Linked DNA regions of Homo sapiens: region 1 is linked to region 2. Evidence: chromatin loops called from intact Hi-C (ENCODE). Cell type or tissue: MCF 10A. All regions are shown on one strand. Links, peaks and the distances in the headings refer to the core of each region. The heading gives the core; the rest is flanking DNA.

What was found. Hi-C counts contacts between places; a loop is a spot of excess contacts. Peaks named below come from ENCODE experiments on the same cell type or tissue, not always from the same donor. Only the 100,000 strongest peaks of a DNase experiment are listed, where the experiment ranks them.
Region 1: a loop joins it to region 2, with 1.8 times the contacts of the local background. A loop is called at or near these places in 1 of 110 quality-filtered maps.

Annotation. Positions count from the first base shown.
Region 1 is chr4:97,494,769-97,503,054 of GRCh38, forward strand. It overlaps a transcript of STPG2 not described here. Among named protein-coding and RNA genes, the nearest start is that of STPG2-AS1, 130 kb to the left of the region's middle. RefSeq lists an enhancer at 5,816-5,945. In MCF 10A, for the core only: no CTCF peak of the experiment used is centred there; DNase peaks (open chromatin) are centred at 1,993 and 4,273.
Region 2 is chr4:97,652,479-97,660,764 of GRCh38, forward strand. The region is part of intron 10 of STPG2 (sperm tail PG-rich repeat containing 2); the gene reads right to left. Among named protein-coding and RNA genes, the nearest start is that of STPG2-AS1, 290 kb to the left of the region's middle. In MCF 10A, for the core only: no CTCF peak of the experiment used is centred there; a DNase peak (open chromatin) is centred at 3,783.

The DNA.
Region 1 (8,286 bases), core at 1,382-6,381, 160 kb before region 2:
GCAACCAGTGGTCAAAGATGGCTACAACAATATCTTTCATTCCACAAGCTTTTACACAATGTGACATTAGCATTTTGCCATCATAATAATTAAATGTATGGAATGATGCAACATTAAGAAAATATATACGCCACATACTTACACTGTTTTCCTAAATCCTAAATTAAACCACACCTATTGCTGATAAAAGAAAAAAGAAAAAATGATAATGTAAAATAATTAACAAATGTTTCTGATATAGCTAAAAAATGACAGTGTTCCCATTAATCTCTATAACATAAATCTTCAGAACTCATATTTTAGTGTTTCAGAGAACAATTGAATATCTATATTGAATATAGATATATAATAAACATTTTAAAAGGCAAATGAATTGTGACAGAACATATAGTTCTTCTGGTTGAGTCCTTTTCATTTTGTACATAGAATATTTCTTATTCTGCTTTTATTTTTCCTTTCCTTTATCCTATTATTCCTAGTAGTTTATCCCTATTTTCTTTTTTAAGTCACCAAATTTTATTTATGCAATTCTATTTCTGTCTAAGCTAAAGTATAGCATAAAACCTAATATCTAAAAACACAAGACATCAGTTTGTAATGCTCAAATATCAAATTAAATATTAGAAATGAAATATTAGCCTTAAAACCACCCACACAAAGTTTTTGTATAGTATTCGTTTTTATGTGACAAGCTACTCTTTCTGAATTTGCTTTCTAGTATCGCATTTAGTGTTCAGATTCTATAAGGCAATATAAGGGAGTAATATATTATGCAGTTCGGTTTGAAAAAAATAGATCTCAAAAACTAAGGAAATGCAGGTAAACTCTATATTAATTATCTGTATTTACAGTGTTCAAAGGAAACTCAGTTTCTTGGTAGTCAAGCTACTTATTTTGCCAAATATTATAATTTTAAATGTTTGGGAAAGGGATGGTCAAGACAAAAAAAAAAAAAAAACACAGAACTACAAAGTAAGCCAAATTCTAAAATTTTAACTTTCCATTGAAATTCTACATAAATTCCACATAAGAAGTTTGGTAAAATAAAATAAAATAAAATAAGTAAATAAATGGCTGAATTAATTTATTGAGCTTATTAACATCTGTATATATCAGTAAGTAGCTATTATCCACATGAATCTAAATATTTGCTGTTTTTTCCTTAAATTTTACTATTGTGAGAAGAAAGAAATGTTTTTTGTGCTTCCAAGTTTCATGAGTACATTAAACAAATACTCCAAAATGATTTACACACACAAACATGCATAAATATGTTGAAAATCAATGACAACCAATATGTCCTAAAAATTAGATGACTAACACTTTAATAAAGGCAAAATATTTAGTAATATCATTTTCAGCAATTTTATTGTATTGCCTTAAACCTAAAAACATCTTAAAATAACCTATTTATATGCCCCCCCAAAAGTATTTTCAATAAGAATATACCGTAAAGAGAATAGCAAAAATAACTTGCAATTTTTCATTTGCTTTTTAGCGATTATAAGTACTTGCCTAGGTCAATATGGAATTCTAACAGTTGAACAGAATGTCCTTTGTATCCCTAGGCAGACAAAATAGAGCTGCCTCAGGGAAAAGAATTTATTAAACACACTCCCCAAGACACATGCTGAACTCAAAATTACACAGCATGCATCTAGTCTCAAAAGATTCTGATTTGCTTTTCAGTCAAATGTTTCCCGCTGCTAGAAAAAATGTAAGCTTTGTTTCATGAAAAGCTTTAACCTGAGAATTACTGCACTGCCATGGTTACCCAGCAAAATAGATTGCATAACCTAGAAGGTAGCAAGAAAACATTAGGTTTGGAAAATAAAATGATCTTCCTGTTGGAAAATCATAACGTGTACCCCCTATGTTTGTGTAGGCATCTGTACAGCTTAGCCCATTCTCTCAGAAGATCCTAACTCTGAAGGAAGTTCCCACAGAGCAATATGTGTATCCCGGCAGTGTGTGAATCATTTCTCTTATCTAATAATCTCCTACAAATGTACCTTTGGTTATGCTTTGACTTTGCTGAAAGGTGAGACTCACCATGTGGCATTCATTTTGTCTGCCAAGTATTTCTTCAGGAGTTGTTTGTTTCTCTGCTGTTATACTTTAGACAGAAGTTCATGACTCCATTAAGAAAGAGAAAATAATATCCATATTAAAATGCTATTAAAAATAATCAATTTTCCTGGTTAGTTCCATCTTTTCCTTTTTTTTTTTTTTTAAAAAAAGCAGAGTTCCTGTGAGCATTTTACACAGGAAAAAAGAAGCATTATTAAAGCTGAGTTGTATAAGAAAAATAAGCATTCTTTAAAATACAAATGAGGAAATAGTTTTAAAATTTACTTATTCCTTTTACTTCTCAAGCATTAAAGAAAATCAAAACAGAAAATAACACAAGCAGGCAGCATATACACTAACGACTACTTGCCATCTCAATCTAAGAAAAGCTAGAAAATAATTAGCAAAACTCTTGATTAAATACATCCTTTGCTACATGCCCAATTATAATCATTTCACTATAATGTGTAAGGGAATTAGTAACTTAAAAATGTCAATTATTTAACATTATTGATTATGTTACATAAACAAAATATGTGACTTCAATACAAATGCTTCAGTTAAGTTCTAGTATGACAGAAAAAGGCAATACTTTTCTCCCCATTGTGTTTTCTAACTTATTTTTCAAATTTTGAGAAATCATCTACCAACGGAAATCTCCCAATTAGTAGAGAAAGTTATACTTCTGTTATTTAAAATCTTTAGTTAAAATAAGCATACATTTCTGCCAATTTCATTTTGTTAGCTAAAATTACTTTCAATTATCCTACACTCAATATCAGATAATTACTTGGAAACTATGATTTAAAAATTGTTATGTTGAGTTAGAATTTTTAGAAAGGGTGGTAATACTGTAAGTGTTCATTCCATTATTTGCCTTCTGTTTGCAACACTTTTAGAGAATCTATTGGAGAAATGCATATGATTTCAAAATATTAATAAGGAAAACATAAATTAGCAAGTTATCACTAACATTTTTCATCCTTTTTGTATCTACATACACATTCTTCTGATGCCTACATTTCTCATTATCCCTAGGTTTTCTATTATTTATTCCATTCTTATGTTATTGCCTCAATATAACTTACTAAGGCTGAGGCTTAACAAATTTTAATGATGACAGCCTGAGAACCAGTTCCCCTGACTGTGTGCAGGAAGTGGAACAGGAACAAGCAGCTATAGACAGCCCTTACTAAGTGAACTCTAGTGAAAGATGAAAATTCAATAAGAACTTTTCTCTTTCCTGAAAACAAGGGTGTGTGATTAGGGCATTTGTTTTGTAAATTGAAGAATTTCAAGAAAGAAAAACATAGTCTAGTCCCCATGAGTCCACTGTGGGTCAGGTAGGCTCTCATATAATGACTCAGTTTTTATTTCGGATGCAAACCATGCTGACCACCTTTAAATAGAGAACTTGTTAATGAGGCATCATGTTCCTAGAGTGGCTGAAATATTTAAAGGTATGTGTCATTTTTATGTAAGATGTTAAAAGAATTTTAATACAAAGTCCATGTTCCTCAAATTTCATAATAAATTTAAGATTTAGAAAAATCTCCTCATAAAGATCTGCTTTAGCATTTGAGAAAACTTACTTTTTTCTTGATTATATGTAATACTGTTGAATTTTGTTGTTATTTAATTATAAAAGCTTTTATATATCACAAAACAAGGATGTTCACATTGAAACTAAAGAAAAGTGCATGATTATACAGTTTAGGCAAATGTTACTTAGAAATTTCCACAGTAAAATCTACAGCTGGAAAGGTAAAAAGCAACCTGAAAAAAAAAATAATGATCTTGAAATCTGCAACAAATAGTTGCACATTTTAACTAAAATAAAAAAACAAGAAACAAAAATACAACAATAGCATGGATTGTCGATTTATTTTTAACTATTGCTTCATTAAAAAAATAATATCTGGATTTCTTGCAAAGATAGGATAAAAACAGAAGTGAAAAGTCTCTCTCCCACAATATTTAACAAAATAAAAAAAAAGTAAAAATAACAACAAAACTCACAAGCACAACCCAAATTATGAAAGGAGTACAACAGAATATGCAGCCAGAAAAAGTAGAATGCCAAAGCAAGAAAACAGATGATCTCAGCACCATCACGCCTTGCCCCATCTCTCAAGAAGCCAGTACTTAAGGAATGATGAGTCACAAAAATCCTGTAAATTCTCATCAATACTCTGTAGTTTTTAGTGAACCTAACTGAGGGAGTGACTCACGAGCCCTAGGAAAATCAGGATAAGTCTAACTACAAACAACTTACGTAATACAGGGAAATATCAGTGAGAAAGTATCATCAAGAGTTTCTATCTTCAGGCACACTGTAATAAGTGTGCCTGAATGAAAGAGCAAAAAACCAAGGGATTGTCAGACTTTTAGATGGGATGAGAGTGCCCTGACATGGCAATTTATGAAACAATATGAAAAAGCCCACATCTCATAGCATGAATTACATTCAGCTGCAGCTAAGGCATCACCCGTCCACAATTTATTTTTTCATTGATTTATTTGTTTACTCAACCATTCTTAATTGGAAAACTATTATGTATCTGGCACTGTTCTAAGCACTGAGGAAATACGAGTGAACAAATCAGACAAAAATCTCTAGTTTTATGGAATTTACACTAAAATAGAGACAGATATTAAAAACAAACCAAGTAAATTTCCTTTAATTTTCTTCATGGCATTGATCATGTTCTAATATAAATTTTATATTCAATATTCTTATAGGATATCATATTCTTATTAGAATATTTTAAATGGTATGAAGAAAATTAAAGGAGAAAAAAGAGATAGAAAAGTCCTGAGGGGAAAGGGGTTCCAATTTTTAATAGCATGGTCAGGGAAGGCCTCTGGGAGAAGGTGGCAAATGAACAAAGGCTGGAAGGAAGTGAGAGAATGAACCATGTAGATAGGTGGAGGTGGAGATTCCAGGCAGCAGAAACAGCTAGTGCAAGGGCAGGCGTGAGAAACAGCCAGCTAGACAGGGCCACTTAGATGGGATGAGCTAGGTAGAGGTTAGTATTAAATAGAAGATGGGATAAAAGAGTAATTGGGCTGGGCCTGGAGGCAGGTCTATTGCATAGGCCTCATATCATTGTTGAGTATTTTAAGTTTTACATGCAGTGAGAAGTGAAGCCATGGAGAGTTTCAAACACAGGATACTCTTGATCTAACATATTTTAATTGGGCCATTCTGACTATGGTCTCAAAAAAAGGCAATAGGAGGGGCAAGAACAGAAGCAAGGGGACCAATTAGGAAGATATATCAATAATTCAGAGAAAAGATGATGATAGTGGTAGCAAAAGAGGTTATAAAAAGAGGCTGAAATGTGGATGTATTTGGAAAGTAGAGCAAATAGGATTTTCTGACTGATTAGATGAGGGTGTAAAAGAAGTGAGTCAAGTATGTCTGCAAAATTATACCCGGAAAATAAAAATGTAGCCATTAATTGAGATGGGGCAGAAAATAAAAATGTAGCCATTAATTGAGATGGGGAAGACTATTAAAGAAGCAGAAACTGTGAAAAAGATCAGGAGTTTGGCTCTGGATATGTAAATTTTGAAATGCCCATTAGACATCCAAATGGAGATTTGATGTGTGGAGTTTAGTGAAGACAGCCTGACTGGAGATAAAATATAAGGTCTTCTCAACATATGGATAGCATTGAAAGCTCTCACCAAGGTTGTGAGAAATAGAAAAGAGGAAGTTAAAAGGCAGGGCCTAAGAGCATTACAGCTTTAATAAGTTAAGAAGATCAGAAGGAACCAGAAAAGGAAACTGAAAATGGCTGGTCAGTGAGACAGGATGGTGTCCTGGATGTCAAGAGCAGATGACTCAAGTAAGAATGAGTGTCAAGTGCTATGTTAAATATTGCTAATTAATAATCAGATAAGATGAGGACCGAGAATTGACCACTGAATGTAGCCACACGGTGATTACTGTTGGCCATGACAAGAGTGGTTTCTATGTAACGTAAAGAGTGAAGGCCTACTGAGTTGCAGGGAGAATAAGAGGGAAAGAGTTGGGGCAACTAACTATAGAAAATATTTTAAGGAAGTTTGCAGTAAATGGAGACAGGGGTATGTAGCAATGACTGGAGAGAAAGGTGATCAATCAAGCACTTTCAAAACTATGGCATGTAAGAACCTGTTTTTCTACTGCTGGGATCATCTAGAAGAGATAGAAAATGTTGATGATGGAGGGAGAGTGGGAAATGCTGAAGAGATGTCTTTGGGACCTGATCCAGTTCACAACTAGAGAGACTGTGGATACGTACAGGAAAGGTTCATGAATACTACCAAATACACAAGTTAGAGAAAATATTTAGATCAAAATATCTAGCCTTTAAATATAGTAGTGTAGAGAAAATCGTCTTAAAAGGTGGAAAATGTGTCTAGGATAATTCAGTCACATAAAGTCAGTGCAGATACAAGATCTGAGCCAAGCTGCTCATTTTAAAAATTCAAAGAAATAGCATACATGAACTATGTAAACATATCGCAATAGGAAGAAAAAAAAGGAAAAGAAGGATAAGGTTAGAGGTGGAAGAGAAAAAAAATAAAGCATTATATATGGCAGGGCACAGTGGCACATGCCTGTAATTCTAGCACTTTGGGAGGTCCAGGTAGGCAGATTGCCTGAGCTTAACATGGTGAGACCACAACTTTATGGAAAAAAAATACACAAAAGAAATTAGCTGGGCATGGTGGCGCATGCCTGTAGTCCTAGCTACATTGAGACTGAGGCAGGAGGATTGCTTGAGCCCAGGAGGTCAAGGCTTCAGTGAGTTCGAGATCGTGCCACTCCATTCCAGCCTGGGTGACAAAGTGAGACCCTGTCTCAAAAAAAAAAAGGAAAGAGTAAACAATAACATTATATACAAAATAAGGACAAAGAACTACCTGCATGAAACATAATCCAAAAACTAAAAGCATACTCTAGAGATCATTTTGAAATACAAAATAATTTGATAAGAGTAAGTAGAAGTCAATAAAGTGGATCACAGAGATGAGATGAAAGAGAACAAAAATGAGTTGAAATATAAGATTTCACAACTAAGAAAATTAATTGAGGACCAAAATAGTCAAATTGATTGGATAGATTAGAAATAGCAAGAAACAAGAGAAACAAAATAAAAAGTCAAATAAGTGACATAAAGAAAAGATTCAAAGCAAATATAGGAAATTCAGAGAAAAGGGAAATAGATTCTCATTGAGAGTTGATAAATAGACACACAAAGATAATTGAATATATGAAAAACTACTTATTAGAAACAGGAGTGAAATAAAAAGTTTAAGGAATATAATAAAGTAATATTTCTAAGACCTGAGGATCTGAATATGAAGAGGTTATATTATATATCAGGAAAAAACTTTAACAGAATATTCAGAAATAACACAAATCATAATTAAATTATTGTGCGTCCCTGATAAAAAAAAATACCTTAGGCAAACAGGCAGAAAAAACAAGTCAACTTCAAAAAGAAATTATTCAAGATGGCCTTAAATTTCATCACAGCAACATTCAATTCCAAAATACAGTGAAACACTGTCTTCAATTTTCTGATGGGGAAAACAATGTGTGAGTGAAAATTGTTATCCAAAATGTTGACTTCCGACTATAAAGGCAAATGGCTATCATTCACAGGAGACAACTTAAAAGAGTATGCATGGGTGCTTGGATGGCTAAAAAGCAAACTAGTATTTAAATCCAGACAAACAAAAGATGATTCAAATATCAAGAATTCAAAAATTTAAAAAAATGAAATAGCCATACTTAGTAAAGAAATGGTGGTAAATATTGAATTTATTTAGAAAACTAGAGCAATCCATCTAGAAAAAAAAAATAGAGTTGCAAGGCAGTCTTTAATATAAACCCTGACAAAAAAAATAATAGGAACAGACTGGAAAGTGGGAGGAATACTAAAACATACAATTTATAGAACAGGGAATAATTGCATGCAGATTAAATTGAAACACACAGTTTAAAACATTTAATTAATCACTGTTTTCTTGCCCCTTACGCTGTGAATAGCAATCTCTCTCTCTCTCTCATTCACTCTCTTACTTCCTCCAATTGAAGCTCGAAGCCTAGATCCATTAATACATTGAGGATATAAATTTGTGATATTTAATTTTATTATCTTGTTTTTATTTATAAAGTAATCATTTATAAAGAGATACTTCCTATATACTATTTGG
Region 2 (8,286 bases), core at 1,304-6,303:
CAATTTGATACCCATAGATTAATTAGATTATGATGTATGATATTTTATAAAACATGATTTTAAATCTTTTAAATTTACATCTTTTACCTAAAAATTATAATTTTCCTACCTCATTCTTAGCACTGTACACTGGGGATATAATCAGAAATAAAATGAAATTATGCCCTAAAGGATACCAGTAGGTCATGGGAGAAGTAATACACATACACATAAAAAAGTAGCAGAAATTCTTCTATCATTAACACCTTAATGAATGGTATAGACAATAAGTGAAGTTTCATAAGAACATGAAAAGTTTTAAAGAAAAGAAAATTTTCAAAGATGAGATTAGCCATAGCTAAGTAGATTACACAACAACTCAGTTTACTAATGTTACTAAGGTTGCCCTTAAACTTAGATAGACTAAAATCATCATCATTTGGTATGAGTTACTGGGTACTAAGAGAGGAGTTTTTGTCCAAATATAATGCAGTGATTCCTCATATACCTTTAGCAGGAGATAGAAATTTTTTCAACAGTAGGAGTTAAATTTAAATATGTAAACAAAAGTAGAGACCTTAGTAATAAGGTAACCTAAATTAGCAAAGTGATTAGGTAGATAGATGATTGATAGATGATAGATAGATAGATAGATAGGTAGATAGATAGATAGATAGACAGATACTATCAGATTCACTTCTATAGGCAGGTATTATGTATTAGGGACTGAGGTATTGCAAGTATTAAAGGCATTGTAGACTCAGGTATTAGGGAACCACGTAGCAGCACAGAATGAGAAAAGAAAGATAAATTAGTTTTCCTTATTTGTCTAATTTTGTTATTTAACAACATATCCAAAGACTAGTTTTGACTTTATATAATGTAACATCTCAATGAACAGTAGTGGAACAAATAGCTATCAATATGGAAGAAAAAAAAAAACCTTGAAACTCTACGTCTCTCTTCTTCTACCAAAATTCCACATGGAAAGTAAAATAAAATAAAACAAAACAATAAAGTGCTAAAAGGCATCAAAAGAATTTATTTTTTATGTTTTAAATGGGAGCTTTCAAAAAATGACTCTAAAGCCAGAAAACATAAAGAAAACAATTACATACATTGGATCTAACAAAAATGCAAAAATTCCCTCCAAGAAAACACTACTTTTGAAAAAGGACAAACTAGAAAAATATCTTTAAGCTATGAAACTGACAAAATTATGTTATTGATAATGGAAAAAGTTTGTAGCAGTTAAGGACAAGTAGAATGACTGTTGACTGAGAATGGTGTTTAGTGTCCAGAAGATGACCCTAAGAAAAGAATTCACATGTGAGTAATTTATGTGGGAGGTGCTGTAAGCAATGGCAGGGGAGGGAAAGTGAGATAGTGAAGGGAAGAAAGACCGCTAATAAAGGGAGCTTTATCATATCGGCTACCACTGCAGGTGGTAACAGTTTGATCCCACAGGGAAACTTGGGGAAATGGTGTAGAACTCTGGCCTCAGAGATATAAATGCAAGGGTTAAGGAAGACAGGTTTTTATCACCAACTCCTGCCTGCCATTGCTGCAAAGCAGCCCCTATGGAATGTTCATTCCAGGGTGCTTGTGTTTTACTATGTGAGAAGGCAGAGTAGCTTTGGAGAATATCTTTAAGGAAAGAGATGCTGAAAGTTGGCTGGAACTCAATAAAATGGTACACCTCCAGACAAATGGAAGGTATCTACAGCATTGGCTACATGGAGCAGATGACATGAACTGGTAATATATATTAAAAATGCACAAATGTTCAACAGTCACAAAAAAATAAAGAACATCATAAATCACCAAGCAATACACATTTTAAAATATTTGGACTTTGCATATTAAAATTATATTTTTAAAGTGATTTTTTATGATGTGAGAAAAATACACTCTCATACATTATTAGTGGAAATATAATTGGTAAAAGACTTCCGAGAAATAATAAGCCAAGGTGTTTCACAAGGTTTGATATGCATCAATCCGACAATTCCACTTCCTGACCATCCTGATTACAATTTACAATTGCAACTCTACCCTTTGACACTTCTGTTACCCTTCCATGCATCCTTTTCTCCACATTACACATCACTATGTACTAACCACATGTTTGTTCACTCATTTATTTTGTTTATTATTAGTTATCTTCACTAGAACATATGCCACATAAGAGCAATGACTTCTGTCTACTTTATTCACTGCCACCTAGAACTGAGAAGAGCGGCCAGAACACAACAGGCAGTCAATAAAATCTCTTGAATGTATCATTAGACAACAACAGAAAAAATGGTCAAATAAAGTTCATCTTAATGTTGTTTACAATAGTAAAAAAAATCATAAATAACAATAATCAAATGATGTGGTATATATAATATACATAAATACTGTACAGATTAAAAATGATATAATCTATATATTGGGCATGAAAAACTATACATGATTTATCATTGTCACCAGAACAGTTTAACAAACAGCATATTCAGTATGACTCAATTTTGGCTAAAAAATACATTTTTAGTATAAATCTAAACCTGGAATAACATACAGAGAAATATTAACCCTGGTTATCTCTGGCTGATAGAATTATAAATGATTTTCACTACTTTCTACTATGCATTTTATATAGTATGTGTTTTACACTCATAATGAATTATGAAGCTATTTTCACTGATAAAACATGGTTAGTCTAATATAGAAAATCTATTGTGGTTAAAGGGCTGAATCTTAAACTTTTAGAACATAGTGAATTGGCCAAAGTGAAAACATTTGAAAATGACCAAACGTTTGTATATATTATCTGATAGTACTACCTCGTGAATTCTTAGGTGACCTAGACTTTCTATATTAGAGGTGCAGAAATGGTGGGAAAGGGACTAAAGTAGTTTTACTAAATAAAGCTCTCTAGTGGGATCTACTTATGTATATTTTGTAGATAACACTAAAATTAAGTTGTTGTGTCTTATCTTTTCAGGGATATGATAGAACTATTAAACAAAAGTAGAACTTTTCACTTTGGTTAGTGTCTTGATTCATATTAATGTCAATTTTTTTCATTACTATTTTGGATGAAGAGATGAAATAAAAGCCCAAGAAAACATTTCCACTGTTTATCGAGATCAAAAATGTATAAAACCACTATAACTATATTTTAATAATGCCTACAGCACCAAACAAGAGATTTGAAGTATTCACTTGAAAGAGCTGGCAGAATTATTTATTTCCTATTTCAGTTTTAATAGCATATCCATGACTCATCTTGCTGCACTATTACAAGCTAGTTTTTCTTAAATTTGGGAATTATACAATTCTTCAAATTAATGTAGCTTCTTAATGCCTTGTCATATTTTAACAAAATACGTAAATATATACAAATATAGACACTTTTAAGACCAAGTAGTGATACAAAGCTAGAACATAATTTAGGACACACCTTTTGTTCTAAATTATTAAGTAATACTGTTATTTCATATTTTTAAGATGCCACATTTGATAGTAATCACAAGAGCTACATAAATGTATATCTTAAAACATATTATGAGATCAGGGATCTGTAAGTAGTGGTCACAGCAACCATGTAATATTAACACAAATCTTTAGGACTACCCGTAGAAACACAAACAAGAAGGGTCTCTGCCTGAAGCCCTATGCTTAGAGGCCTTGAATTTCTCAAGTCTGCAAATACATGTGTTAAAGAACACATGGGTATCTCAGTAACTTGGGTTGCAGTGTTGCAGTATTGCCACATCCTGACTCATGACACAACACAAACCAACTCATGACTAACACCATTTGCCCAAGGGAAAATATTCACATTTCTTTCCCTGTGTCTTCAAAATAAAAGGTGATTCCATTCAAATGCCAAGAAGGTTTGTGGCATGTACTGTTGACAACATTGAACAGAGATGTGCTTCAGAGTGTGGGAAGGATTTGAGTAATGTAATTACTTAAGTAAGAGAAAAGACATATTAATTCCCTTTCAAATCTTTTCTCTCCATTAGGACAAATGCAATAGAGTCTTATATAACAAGTCATTGTTGCTCAATATCACTGAGCATTCCCCTTCTTGCTTCTCTTTGTGTACCACAAATTAGCATGGTCTTCACAAAAGTTTCACATCACATGGTGGCTCAGGAACATTTTAGAGTATTAACAGCTCATGTTACCCTTAAATATAAATATATGACATAACATGCACGTGGCATGAAATTATTTCTTTAGATTGGCAACTAGATGGACATCGAATACTAGTATTGTGCATAGTTTTAGTTTTATGGAAATATTTAATGAGATTTAATTAAATTTTAAGATTACTAAATGAAAATTCAGCTCTATAGATTTCATTAAATTTGTAAATATTAATTAGCTACAAGTTGTATTTGCCCTGTAATTTTAATAAATAATTTAAATGAGTTTAGAAGGAAACTTTTTTGAAAATATATATGAAAAATAATTTTAATGAGTTGTTACACATGATTTAAAATTTTGAAAACATAGCCATATTTGGTATATTTTTAATGCAATTGCAGTTTATTTTTCAATCATAGTTTAAACTGTTACTGTCAAAGGAACAAAATAATGTGAAAGATGTTGATTATAACAACATAATTAGTGATTTGCCAAAACGATAAGAAGAAAAATAAATTTAATGGAATAAATTTAATGCAATAATGGAATAAAATAAGTGGAATAAATTTAATGGAATAAAAAAATAAAATAACTCCCTTTTTGTTACATAATAAATAGTAAGTGGCCAAAAAAAAGTTGAGTTGCTAATTCTAGTAACTGTGAATTATGTATATCTTTATTTTATTACTCATGCAAATACTACTGGCCAATCATCATTCAGATAGGCAGAGTAATTAAATTCCATCATCTTTGCTATGATGCCAACTCTAAAACATAAAACTATAGCTTTACACATATTTCTTCTTTATTTTGGTGAGTATAAGGGAATATCTATTAAGGCAGGATGACATAAAATATTTTATTTAGAAGTTTACTAGCTTGATGTATAACTTTAAAATATTTAGAAAGAAGGAATATTGGCCTCCACTTGTAATCCCCACACAGGGGTGGGCCTGAAGATCCTAGTCTCAGGTGGTGAATTCCCTTAGGGTACTTTGCCTCAGTCTGCCTTGCTCAAGAATTGACCGATATCTACTCCTCAACTAATAGGTCACTGCAGTGGTTTACCTACAGATTTTAGGTTTAGAACATTGTTTGATGTGAACTCAAAGTATTACTCCAGCCAATCCAGTTCAAGTCATTTATTTTTATGGTATTCCATGAGTCTGATTTAAATCTAAAATTTGTGAACTAGATCACTTGTAAATAGAATGTTATGCAAAGACATGATTTCAAAATGAACTTGCTAAAATAATGAAAACCTCATCCATGAACACGTCTATGAACATCTATTAGTTTTCACTTTGTAGAGGTACCATGTAAACTGCTGAAGACTGTGTGAGAAACATGGTCAAAACTGCTCCTTCTTCAGAAAATGTGACTTGCATAAAATGATGAGATTTTACAAGAAGAACATATGTGATTTGTTTAATTTTTTCCATTCCAATATGGAGAATTCTATGATGATGGATTTTTCTAAAATGTCCAGATTTTATCAGTTCCTTCCTCCCATTTCACAGGTATGTTTTGTAACAATTAGAGTGTCAATATTTCAAGTGATAAAGAAACTGAAGATAGCTGCTATAATGTGCTTTGTTTCTTGTGTCAGGATTAAATATGACATATGCCTGCAATCTTTAAATTTGAAATTGTGTTCTTAAAGAAAAATGTACAATAAATTTCAGCCATTGTCCTCTAGTAGATGAATCACTAGTAACTTTACAACACTAGCTCCAAATATATTAAGTTCAATTGAAAACATTTTAAAGATAAAGCAGGATAATTTATGCTTTTGACAATATGCAGAAAATACGTCATACTTTGGTAAAGAGACAGGCGTGGCCTAGTAGGCTGCAGGAAAGTGTGACATAGGTGAAGGACCAATACCTAGAAATAGATCCCTCAACTCTCAGGGCAGGGTAAGTTGTAGAGTGACTATCCCAGCTGTTTTGTTGGAAGAGTTTAGACTCTTCAAAAAGCTGGAAGTAGCAAAGGATATCTCAGCAGTAGTCACATTTCCTGCATAAAGAAAGAGGCCAAGAGAGACTGGGTACGAGGCCAGACTAAGAGGATGTGGACATGAGTGGGACACTTTGTGTTGCAAGGAGTACTTGATTTGTGTAGAAAACTGCTTTTTCTAAGAAATTAAATTTTCTTTAAAAAGTTACATACACATGTATATGGGGCATACGTACTAAATTTAAAATCTAACATAGCAGGGCCTATTGTAGCCAGTGAGAGTATTAAAGAAATATACACAAACATTGAAAAATAAATGCATATGCTATAGAAATATCATTTAAGAATATAAATCCTACAGTTCTCTGTCCCTATTATCCTCTTCTACCCCAGGTGCCTCTCTCCTACTTATTTGGTTAGGCATCTCACGTTCCTTTGGGGAGAAAACAATTAATTAATACTAAAAAATCCTCTGTTTTGATTCCTACAGTAAATATTAATAGGTATAATCCATATAAAGAAAAGCTCTTAGAGGTCCTCAATAGCTTTTAAGAGTATAAAGTAACCATGAAAACAAAATTTGTTTTGTTGGAATCACTTCTCCAGGAATCAAGATGAGTCCATATCTTTATTTGGGTGAAACTAAAGAGGATTTGTAGAGACTGTACCTCAGAAATATAAATCCATTAGCCATTTATATATGTAAAAAAACAAAATAACTTCAGTGTATGTGTAACATTTTAATCTTATTTGGCTTGGATTGAGCATATTCAGGCTCTAGACTAACTTCTACAAAGCACTGAAGATAGAATTACAGCTTAATTCAGGAGTTGTATCATTTCATTTACAAAAATAGACTTTAGATCCCTACAGAACTGGAAGGGATCTACTTCATAAAAAGAAGCAAAGTAGTCTTTTATAAGATGACTCTCAGATGGTAGTGTGTTCTTACACTCTCACACTTTATGTCAGCTCATGAACCTTGCTGGAAAGCTAGGGAACAAATGACCTTTTTACTTTTGAAGGAGTTATTTCAGATAAAGCTTTACCTGTGCAATAAGGAGAGAAAAAGCAAAGTGCTTTGGCACACTACATAATCCTTGTAGGTTTCAGTACCAGTTCAGTGATATAATAATGACTATTTTGGGCTTCTGAACAGTTTGCCTGTGAGATTGGACATAACTCCCTTTTTGTTACATAATAAATAGTAAGTGGCCAAGAAAACGTTGAGTTGCTAAAGCTTAGCTGACCTGGTGGACACATATTTTAAAATAACTGGAAAAATAAGCTACAGCCCACTAGTGTATGTTCTGTGAACTTGGGACAGAGTACATCCATCACTTCAACAACAATTCATCACAATACAGTTCCTTCCAGCCTTTGGTCAGTAGTTTGGACATGATCCTCCTAAAAGAGAGAGACATTTGTAGAAGAATCTTTCTTTCTTTTTTTTTTTTTTTTGAGACGGAGTCTCGCTCTGTCGCCCAGGCTGGAGTGCAGTGGCGCAATCTCAGCTCACTGCAAGCTCCGCCTCCCGGGTTCACACCATTCTCCTGCCTCAGCCTCCTGAGTAGCTGGGACTACAGGCGCCCACCACTAAGCCCAGCTAATTTTTTGTATTTTTAGTAGAGATAGGGTTTCACCGTATTAGCCAGATGGTCTCAATCTCCTCACCTCGCAATCCGCCCGCCTCGGCTTCCCGAAGTGCTGGGATTACAGGCGTGAGCCACCGCGCCGGCCTGTAGATGAATCTTTATATTATATTGACGGATCTGTTAAATTAGGTTTTGCCTTGCAGCTATTGAGCAACTGAACTACTAAGATACCCCTCTTGCCTTGACAAGAATTATTGTATGCTTCATCACATACAATGACTAGAACCAGAATACTGTAACAATCCTATCAGAATTAAAGAGGAAATGTGATACATTTTATTAGAAACTTCTTAAACACTTTCTAGAATGAATGGGAAAGGATGAGTTCTCTCTTGATAACTCTTTACTGAAATATGACTACTAAAAAATGGCAATATTTCCAGATCTAGGATTTTTGCTATAATCATTCAATTCACACGCAAGGCAAGTATAATCTGGTTATAAGATTTATTAAGCACTTAGTCTGGGTCAGGGATGGTACAAAGTGGTTTATATGTATTATCTCATGTGATCCCCAAAAAACTTTAGAAATGCGTTACTGTCATTATCC